Regions from separate parts of the Homo sapiens genome. Here region 1 is linked to region 2. The links are chromatin loops, found by intact Hi-C in ENCODE. Cell type or tissue: uterus. All regions are shown on one strand. Links, peaks and the distances in the headings refer to the core of each region. The heading gives the core; the rest is flanking DNA.

Region 1 (5,380 bases), core at 237-5,236, 190 kb before region 2:
ACACACACAGCCACCCACACAGCCACAAGGACACACGGTAATTATATAAAAAGGTGATCAGAACAGTCTTCGGCGTGGGTGTATTTATGCAGACACGTCTTTAGTGACAAACCTACGTATATTTTACTTTTACAGGTTTTGCTGTAAGAACAGATGCTACTCACGCGCCATCTCCCTGTTCCGGCCCCTCCCACCACGCCCTGGAGGCATTTCGCTGTGTCTGTCCCATCTTCCACACTGCCGCTGCGGGCATGGTCCCACCGTAGGGACTCGGTGCCAGGTTGTGCACATCTAAACTTCATGCCTGGTGACTCCATTTCCAAGGCTGAGGGGTGGTGGCAATGGGGTGCCCTGGGGTTGTGGAGGTGGAGTTTTGCTCACCTCTGGGATTCAGGAAGGTGCCCTGGGCATGAGGCCAAGGAGAGAAGTCAGACGTGAGCCGCTGAACTGGGGACAGACTTGACTTTCTTCTTCTTGTTTTGTGTTTTGCAGAGACTGGGTCTTGCTGTGTTGCTCAGGCTGCTAGGCTGGCCTTGAACCCCTGAGCTCAAGCGATAGCCTCCCAAATTGCTAGGATTACAGGCCTGAGCCACCCTACCTGGCCCTCCTTGCCATTTTTTAAAAATTTAATTTTTGTGGGTACATACTAGGTGTATATATTTACGGTGTACATGAGATTACATGAGATATCTTGATACAGGCATGCAATGCATAATAACCACATCAGGGTACCCAACAGGTCAAGTTTTTTTTTTTTTTTTTTTTTTTTTTGAGATGGAGTCTTTTTTTGTTGCCCGGGCTGGAGTGCAATGGTGCGATCTCTGCTCACTGAAGCCTCCATCTCCTGGGTTCAGGTGATTCTCCTGCCTCAGCCTCCTGAGCAGCTGGGATCACAGGCGTGCGCCACCACGCCCAGCTCATTTTTGTATTTTTAGTAGAGAAACGTTTTCACCGTGTTGGCCAGACTGGTCTCGAGTTTCTGACCTCAGAGTGATCCACCTGCCTCAGCCTCCCAGAGTGCTGGGATTACAGACGTGAGCCATCGCGCCCAGCCAGTTCAAGCATTTATCTTTTGCGTCCTTGACATTCTTGAGGGACATGTTTGAGGTCTTTGGGGCTCTCCAGATTTGTGTCCACAACAAACATTGATTATCCACTGAAAATGCAATCACATTCAACCGGAAATAGCCCCTTGGAGGATCCTTAGGTCAGTGGGGGGAGCTGAGTGGGCTCCTGCCTGTCTGTCAGCATTTCATCCCCAGCATCCTGTGTCCATGGGCTGCACCGGCATGGAGGGGGTTCCCACTGGGTGGCACCGGCAGCAGAGGCAGCCTCACACCTCACGCACTATCCGAGCTTCAGAATGCGTCTCTGTATGCTGGTGGGGCCAGAAGCCCGGCTGCCTCTGTGCCTGGCTGCCATGCTCAGTCTTTCTTGGGCCTGGGCTGGGGACCTGGCTGGGGAAACCAAGAGTATTTCAGAGCTGTGGTTTGGGACGTGGATATCCCATGGAGCGCCCGAGCCAGATGTGCCAGGGCCAGAGCGCACCTCCACTCCTGAGGAGTCCCTTTGCCCTCCACTGTAAAGCGCTGAAATGTGGTGGCCTGGGCTCCCAGCTGACGGCACGGGAAGCACTGTATTTGTCGGCCCAGGGATGAAGGTGGCACAATTCAGAGTAGAGCCCGGTTCTGCCTTGGTGTTGGCTCTTGCCTGTGGGGCTGGCACCACGTCCCCTGCTCCGAATGCCTGCACCTGCTTGGGTGTGTTTGTGTGTGGTCTGCAATTGGGATTCCGCACCCCCTCAGCCCCACCCACCAGTTTTTATTTTATCCTTAAGACACATGTTTGAAAGTGACCTAATCAACGAGGTGTCATAAATGAAATAGCGACAAGAGTGCTCAGGGGATGGCATAAGGCTGAGGGCCCCAAGAGGGAGGCTCCCAGCAACCCTGTGGAAATCACCCAGCAGCCCATGGCCCCCGACACCTGGTTCTCCCAGATGACAACTGCTGTGGCCTGAGGGCCCACTGTGTGCCAGGCAAGGCTGTGGGTGTTTGACACACAGGCTCCTGCTCCTGAGAACTCCAGGAAGTAGGGTAGCTATCTCCACTTTACAGGGGAAGAGACTGAGGCACAGAGGCGAAGTGATTTGCCCAAGCTCAGCTGGCGGGTAAGAGGCTGAGATGCCATCTCAGCTGGGTCTGTGTCCAGGGGCTGTGCTGCCCCTTGGGCCAAAAAGGAAAGACAGAGAATTAGACAAGACCACCGAGGTAGTGAGCAGAGTTGGGGAGAGGGGGAAAGAAGGACAAGTCATCAGTTCAGGCTGACAAATCAGGGAGGCCTCTCAGAGCAGGTGGCACTTGGTCTTGACATGAGGGTTTGGAAAGAGTTGGGGCAGGCATGCAGGATGAGAGGCCTGGGGATACAGGGAGGGAGTGGAGACCAGCGTGGAGTCAGGGTTGGAGGAGTGCATTCAGGTGGACTAGCCAGATGCAGCCGTGCAGGCACGGAGGGCTGGTCTGGGCCATGCCTTACGGGGGCAGGCTATAGTGGGCTATAGTGGGAGACAGGAGAGGCCGCAGTGGGGTGGACATGCACGAGGCTGCGGCATGGCCTTTCTGTGCACAGCTTCACTGAGAAGTCTGTGGACAGTCTCACTTATTCATCTGCAGGCAGTTTATTTCTGTTTCTTCTTGGAAGCTCTAGGGATTTCCTTTCCCTCCCTCCCTCCCTCCCTCCCTCCCTTCCTTCCTTCCCTCCCTCGTTTTCTTTTTTTGAGACAGGATCTCACTCTGTTGCCCAGGCTGGAGTGCAGTGGCACGATCACGACTCACTGAAGCCTTGGCCTCCCAGGCTCAGGTGATCCTCCCACCTTGGCCTCCCAAGTAGCTGGGACTATAGGCATGAGCCACCAGGCCAACTATTTTATTTTATTTTATTTTTTGTAGAGACAGGGTTTCTCCATGTTGTCCAGGTTGGTCTCAAACTCCTGAGCTCAAGTGATCCTCCCACCTCAGCCTCCCAAAGCGCTGGGATTGCAGGCATGAGCCACCGTGCTCTATGGCTTTGGGATTTTTGTTTTCATCTCCTTACTCAAAAATTTCTCTACAATGTTTCTAGATGGTAACTTTGGGTTTTGCTGTTATTGTTTCAAGTTGTGCTCAGTTCTCTTTCTTTCTTCTTTTTTTTTTTTTTGGACACAGAGTCTTGCTCTCTCGCCAGGCTGGAGTGCAGTGGTGCAATCTCAGCTCACTGCAACCTCCGCCTCCTGGGTTCAAATGATTCTCCTGCTTCAGCCTCCTGAGTAGCTGGGATTACAGGCTCCTGCCACCTCGCCCAGCTAGTTTTTACATTTTCACCATGTTGGCCAGGCTGGTCTTGAACTCCTGACCTCAAGTGATCCAACTGCCTGGGCCTCCCAAAGTGCTGGGATTACAGGTGTGAGCCACTGTGCCCAGCCTATGCTCACTTTTCAATTAAACTGCACACATCTTAAGATTATACCTGTGTAACAAGTATAGTAGCTATGAGATCCATCATGTTTTAAAATGGGTTTTATTATGATTCTGGCATAGTGCGACCGACAGAGCAGGACTCGACTGCCATTGGAAAGAATTTGTTACTTACAGTTCCCAAGAGGAGAGGGCACACCTTGCCACACACGGCCACCTGGGGCGCACCAGGCCAGGCTGGAGGGCAGGGGAGTGAGGGGAAATGTGGGAAAGCCCTTCTTGAGGTTTCCACGGGAAGGAATGGGTGAGGCAGGGTGAGCAGGCTTGGGATTGGTAGGTTTGAATCATTTCAGGAGGCTGGGGGTGTAGAGCTGTCTAGACTGCCTGGTACTGACCCTCCGGTGATTAGGGCAGGGGAATACTGGACGTGACTGTGACAGGCCAATGGAGGGGATAGTGGGGTATGGGCTAGGATTGGCTAGCTTGCATCCGAAAGGCTTGCTCCTAAGCTGGTCATTTGCAATCTCTAGGAATTGGCTAGCCCTAGGAGGGGCAGTCCCTCCAGGGTCAGCAAAGCCCCAAGATGTCACAGCATCACAATTACAGAAAAGAAAAAGGCATGGCGAATACAACTGGCCCTGTGATGCGCTGACATCGTATTAAGGAAACCTTGGGGTGATGATAGCAGAGACTGATAGAGAGTAAGGCATAGATTAGCGTAAACAGCATGGAACATTTCAATGTGAGAGTGGGAAGGGGTGGCACAAGGAGACGTATGAGGTGTCCTCATGGTCTGGCTTGTAACCAAGTTTCCCATTTACATGGCATAACCCAAGAAGAGAGATCTGAAATTTCCAAGGTCTCTAACAGTATCTTGGTGGAGTTGTAAAGTGTGTTAAAAGCATAAGATATTTTGTTTCAACAATATATCTTAGAGATTAGACAAATCCCCCTTTAAACACAGGAAAGGGTAATAGGAAAGGTTTTTGTTTATTTGTTTGTTTGGGTTTTTTTTTTTGAGACAGAGTCTTGCTCTGTCACCCAGGCTGGAGTGCAATGGTGCGATTTCCACTTACTGCAACCTCCGCCTCCTGGGTACAAGCAGTTTCCTGCGTCAGCCTCCCAAATAGCTGGAATTACAGGTGCCTGCCACCATGACTGGCTAATTTTTTTTTTTTTTTTGCAGGTGGAGTCTCGCTCTGTCGCCCAGGCTGGAGTGCAGTGGCATGATCTCAGCTCACTGCAACCTCTGCCTCCCGGGTTCAAGCAATTCTCCTGCCTCAGCCTCCTGAGTAGCTGGGACTACAGGTGCATGCTGCCACACCTGGCTAAATTTTTGTATTTTAGCAGAGATGGGGTTTCACCATGTTGCCAAGGCTGGTCTTGAACTCCTGAGCTCAGGTGATCCACCTGCCTCGGCCTCCCAAAGTGCTGGGATTACAGGCATAAGCCACCGTGCCCAGCCATTTTTTTGGTATTTTTAGTAGAGCTGGGGTTTCACCATGTTGGCCAGGCTCTTCTCGAACTCCTGACCTTAGGTGATCCACCCGCCTCGGCCTCCCAAAATGCTGGGATTACAGGTGTGAGCCACCATGCCCAGCCCTCTGGTTTTGATTTAAGTTTGGGTCTCTGTGAGGCAAGAGTCCCAGAGTCCTTGACCCTCAAAGGGACAACTCAGCCAGTGGCACCATAGTTTGTAACAAATATGAAGATGCGGCCCTGTGTCAGTCAGGCAGCCAGTACTAAGGTGACTGCCTGGAGTTTGGCCAATTGTGTTGACCCTTGAGTCCTGTCCTTCACTGGGGACATTCTGACTGAGAGATGGAAAGCAGCCATCATCCACTGAGCTTCCTCATTCTTACAATGGTTGGCAGTGTGGTTCCTACCATCTGTGTTCACTCAGCTAATCCCAGGGGCTCTCCAGGTAG
Region 2 (5,380 bases), core at 119-5,118:
ATGAGTTAAGTCTGAGAAACCATCAGCACCAAGAGGAGCCTAAAGAGATATAACAACTTAACGTTGTTATATACAAACTAAACTAAATGTCCTGAATGGGATCCTGGAACAGAAAAAGGATACCGGGTAAAAACAACAGAAACTTTAATAAATGCTGGACTTTAATTAATAATAATGTCAGCTGGGCACAGTGGCTTATGCCTGTAATACCAGCAATTTCAGAGGTCCAGGTGGGTGGATCACCTGAGGTCAGGAGTTCGAGACCAGCCTGGCCAACATGGTGCAACTCAGTCTCTACTAAAAATACAAAAAAATTAGCCGGGTGTGGTGACGCACACCTGTGATTCCAGCTACTCGGGAGGCTGAGACAGGAGAATCGCTTGAAACTGGGAGGTGGAGGTTGCAGTGAGCCGAGATCGCACCACTGCACTCCAGCCTGGGTGACCAGAGCAAAACTCTGTCTCAAATGATAATAATAACATATCAGTAATAATGTATCATACTAATATAAGATGTTAATTAACAGGAGAAACTATATGTGTGCAGGAGGTGTATAGGAACTCTCTGTACAACCTTCTCAATTTTTCTATAAATCTAAAACTGTTCTAAAATACAAAGTCTATTAATTTAAAAAAGAAAGAAAAGCATTCATTCATCCTTGGGGATGGGGCTGGGGTCTCCATTTTGGAAAGACACATACATACATACACATCCCTCCAGTGATTCCTACACATATTCAAGTTTGAGAAACATCTGGGATACTAAGGGTTACAGTGGATAACGTCCTTACAAAGAAATCACAGAAAAAAATACCCATCCACACATCACCAAACAAATCATGTCTTATGGCAGCAGTAAGGACACAACAGACTAAATCACTGACACCTCAGTAATGCATTAAGTCATTAAGCACATAATAAAATAGCTTTTGCTTGGATGCTAGCTTCTACGATTTGGGGGTGGCCACCTGAAATGCTGTCCTTAGAAGGATCCATGCCAAACTGGGATGAATGCCACGATCAACTATCCATCTTAGGTACAGGTGGCAGTGTCAATGTTTTATTAAACATCTACCAAGTGCCAAGTACCAGTGCTTGGGGTTCTGGGGTTCTAGCAGAGATCAAAACAAGCATAATCTCTGCCTTTATAAAGCCTTCAGTAGATCAGGGAAATTTTAAGTAATTACATACATATAAACAGTTACAGAAGAGGAAATATGGGATATCACAAAGGTAATTAACAGGAAAGGGCCCTCAGCTAGGCTAAGGGTCAAAGGCTGCCTCCCTGAGGAAGTGATGTTTCAAATAAGATTTGAAGGCTAAGAAGTTAGCAAGGTAAAGAGGAAAAGGAAGCAGCTAGACTGAGATCAACTTGCATGATTTAGCAACAGATCTTTTCTTATTTAAGAATTCTTTGAGAGAGAAGGGAGAAGAGAAGATAAGTGCAATAAACACAGCTCCACAAAAGCAGCAGAGCAGCAGGCAGGACCCAGAGAATGGTTGAGAGTGCTGGAACCTTTTAAAGAAGAGGCCCAGGACAAATACATGGGAAAAGGACTGGAGAAGGGTGTAGGCGGCTGCCAAAACCAAGCTCTTGTAAGGTCCACTGTCTCTTTAAGTTCCATAGGAAACACACCTTTAGAGCTATAAAATGGCATGTCTCTCCTTTATTACCCAAGGAGAGGCACACACTGGCTCATGTTTCCCTTTCTGTCATGACTTCCATGAATTTCACAGCTAAGTGTGCTCGACTGAAGTAACTCTTTCTTAACCTAAGTTTTCTGGTACAATTATCGCCTCTACGTCCAAATATTATGTCTCCTGTTTTATCTTTCTTTTGTCTATTTCATCTTTCATAGAGAATGTCACTGGATCTTTCTTAGAAGGTGATGCATCAATAGCAACTGCAGTTTCTAAACCAAAATTTATCACATATGAAGTCATATAGTCATCTGACAAAAGGGCAGAATATTTGAAACCAGAACTGTCCCATATCCTCATGGAAGATAAACCCTAGAAAATAAATACAGGGTGGTGAGGCTGGGGTGGGGTGGAGTAGGGCAGATAACTAACCTTTACTGAATATCATAAGCTGAGAACTTCTCATGTATTCTCATTTGATCCTCACAAAACCCTCTGAAGAAAGTGAACTGTCCTCATTTATACTTGAGAAAAACGGAGGCTCATAAAGGTTACGTAAATTGCTAAAAGTCAGCTGATAAGTAGTACCTCTGGGGCAGAATCCAGGTCTGACTCTAAAACCCAGGCTGCTCAGTATACAGGGGTTAAATTAAACTAAAACATTTTAAATCTAACTCAAATTCTTTTTAAGAAGTCCCTTTACATACCTACATTAACTGCAAACTGAAGAGTAGATGTCTTTCACACAGCCCTAAAGACAAAGACAATGCATCTTCGTATGAATCGCTCACAGAGGAACTGGGAACAGGGCTCCCTCCCCTGGTGAGCAGACAGAACTACACCATTTCAAAGTACAGTATTTTTTCCCCCCGCTCTCCCTCTTAACCCCATTTACTTCTCTCTCCTGATTCCTTTCCAAAGTCCTTCCTTTGGTGCTTGTTTTTGGGAGAACCTCCAAGTTAAACCTCTAGGATTAAACTTCTATTCACTAACTTTATCTTCTTCTTCTTTAAAATTAACATTCTGGTAGTATATATTGATAGCCTTTAAAATGTTTATACCCTTTGGTCCCAAAAATACCATTAAAATATATATTACGAATAAATTATAGTATACCATCTGACAGACTATTATTCAGCTATTTTAACTGTTTTCAAAGAATATTTAGCTGTTTTCAAAGAATATTTAGTAAGGGGGAAGTGCACATATATCAAATGTACAATGCCCAATACAAATATACAGTACACTTTCAATTTTGTAAAAATGTTTCACTTGTACCTGGGAATGATAAAGGAACTACACCACAGGTTTGATGTGGTTATCTGTAAAGAGCAGGATCAATGCTTATCTGTATTGTCTTCTTTATATCATACCATTCTGTTTTCATACTCTCCTTAACTGTTTCATGAAGGGACCGGCCACTCTTCTCACCCTCACCCCGACATCAGCTGGAAGTGCTTTCCCCTGAGTTACCACCACTCTTACTGCAGCACTTGCGATACATTCATGTGGCAACTCAAGAGTCCCTTCATCAAGCTTATCCAGACAGACCTCGTTTCATTGGGCTTCACTTTATTGAGCTTCACAGGTATTGCGTTTTTTACCAATTGAAGGTTTGTAGCAACTGCCCTGAGCAAATCTATTGACATCATTTTTTCCAATACCCTATGCTCACTTTGCTAGCATTTTTAAGCAATAAGGTATTTTCTAATGAAGGTATGTACATTTTCTAGACATAGTGCTACTGCATACTTAACAGACTATGGTATAGTGTAAACATAACTTCTATATGCACTTGGAAACAAAAAAATTCATGTGACTTGCTTTCTTACAATATTTGCTTTACTGCTTTATTGTGCACCCACTGTATCTCCAGGGTAAGTCTACTGCAAGGTTCCTCAAACATGGGCAGTACACATATTCTCTTTAAAGGGGAAAAATCTGTATGTGAAACAATATGATTTAATTTATATTCATTCAGCTTATATATATAATTGTTACTTTTCTTTTTTTTAATTTTATTTTTGAGACAGTTTCACTCTGTTGCCCAGGCCGGAGTGCAATGACATGATCTCGGCTCCTGCAACCTCCCCATCCCGGGTTCAAGCAATTCTTCTGCCTCAGCCTCCCAAGTAGATGGGATTACAGGCGCCCGCCACCACGCCTGGCTAATTTTTGTATTTTTAGTAGAGATGGGGTTTCACCATGTTAGCCAAGCTGGTCTCCAACTCCTGACCTCAGGTGATCAATCCACTGCCTCAAACTCCCAAAGTGCTGGGATTACAGGTGTGAGTCACCATGCCTGGCCTATTATTTTTCTTAATCAACAGAAGTGCTAGCCAAAAGCCTAAAAAGCAGATGCCTACACTTTTTTTTTTTTTTGAGATAGGATCTCAATATGTTGCCCACCGCCGCCGGTCTCAAACTTTTGGCCTCAAGCCATCCTTCTGCTCAGCCTCCCGAGTAGCTGGGATTACAGGCATGTGACACCACACCCAGCTTATATACACAACTATAAAACTAAGTTTAAATGTCTTATGTTTATATAACTAGATAAGCAAAAAACAAACTTATAAATTAAATACAAACAAAATCACCAAACCAGCAAAATTCAAAATAACATTAATCAATGATGCCGCTCAAATTAAAATCACTGCCCACAAGGTAAATATGGTAATGGCATAGGCCTAAAAACAGGCAGACAGAACAAGAGAGCCTGGAAAGATACACACGGAATCCCTATAGCCCTTACAAAAGCCACCTTAGGAAATGCCCCGTACCTGCAATTTGCAGCACTGGGTTCAGAAATATATTTGGACCCAACTGTGATAGCTAGTATAGGCTAAGGGTGAGAAATGGAGACTGTTTGTACCTGTGTATTTTATACTGTATTCTGTAATCACACTGCATTCTGTAGAACTCCAATATCAATAAAGTGCCCTTGGCCCAGATGAAGCGGTTCTTGGCTCGTAACCAGACCTGTTGACAGGCTGGACTGGCCATGCCTCACATGTACAAGGCTGGCCCCGGGGGAGGCAGGTAACTTTCTGAGAATTAGAGGTGATTCTCACTCATGTAGGCATTACCAGCCACAACCATGCACCCCGGGATGTTGGGATCCAGATGCCTGCACGGCCGTCCAACCCAGAAAATGTTGCTGTTATCTCTACCACATAAACTACTGATATGATCAAGTATCTGACCAGCAATTTTGAGAAAAATATAATTTAAGTCTCCATCTCATATTTCAGACCATTTGAAGAATGAATTTTTAAAACTGTTATACAGTCATACTCAGTATCCACAGGAGACTGGTTCCAGGACCCATCTCAGATACCAAAGTTTGCAGATGTTCAAATCCCTTAGGTAAAATGGAGTCATATTTGCATATAGCCCAGGTATATCTTCCCATATACCTTAAATCATCTCTAGATTACTTATAACACCTAATACAATGCAAATGCTATATAAATAGTTGTTATACTTTATTGTTTAGGGGATAATGACAAGAAAAAATATCAGTACGTGTTCAGTATAGACACAACCATCCTTTATTTATTTATTTATTTTTATTTATTTATTTTTGAGACGGAGTCTCGCTCTGTTCGCCCAGGCTGGAGTGCAGTGGCACGATCTTGGCTCACTGCAAGCTCTGCCTCCCGGGTTCGCACCATTCTCCTGCCTCAGCCTCCCGAGTAGCTGGGACTACAGGCGCCTGCCACCACGCCCGGCTAATTTTT

Evidence for each region. Peaks named below come from ENCODE experiments on the same cell type or tissue, not always from the same donor. Only the 100,000 strongest peaks of a DNase experiment are listed, where the experiment ranks them.
Region 1: a loop joins it to region 2, with 3 times the contacts of the local background. A loop is called at or near these places in 3 of 110 quality-filtered maps.

What each region holds. Positions count from the first base shown.
Region 1 is chr14:100,171,847-100,177,226 of GRCh38, reverse strand. No RefSeq gene overlaps it. Among named protein-coding and RNA genes, the nearest start is that of DEGS2, 15 kb to the right of the region's middle. In uterus, for the core only: no CTCF peak of the experiment used is centred there; no DNase peak of the experiment used is centred there.
Region 2 is chr14:99,979,715-99,985,094 of GRCh38, reverse strand. It overlaps a transcript of EVL not described here. Among named protein-coding and RNA genes, the nearest start is that of EVL, 83 kb to the left of the region's middle. In uterus, for the core only: a CTCF peak has its summit at 2,459 (motif pointing left); a DNase peak (open chromatin) is centred at 2,444; H3K27ac peaks cover 372 bases.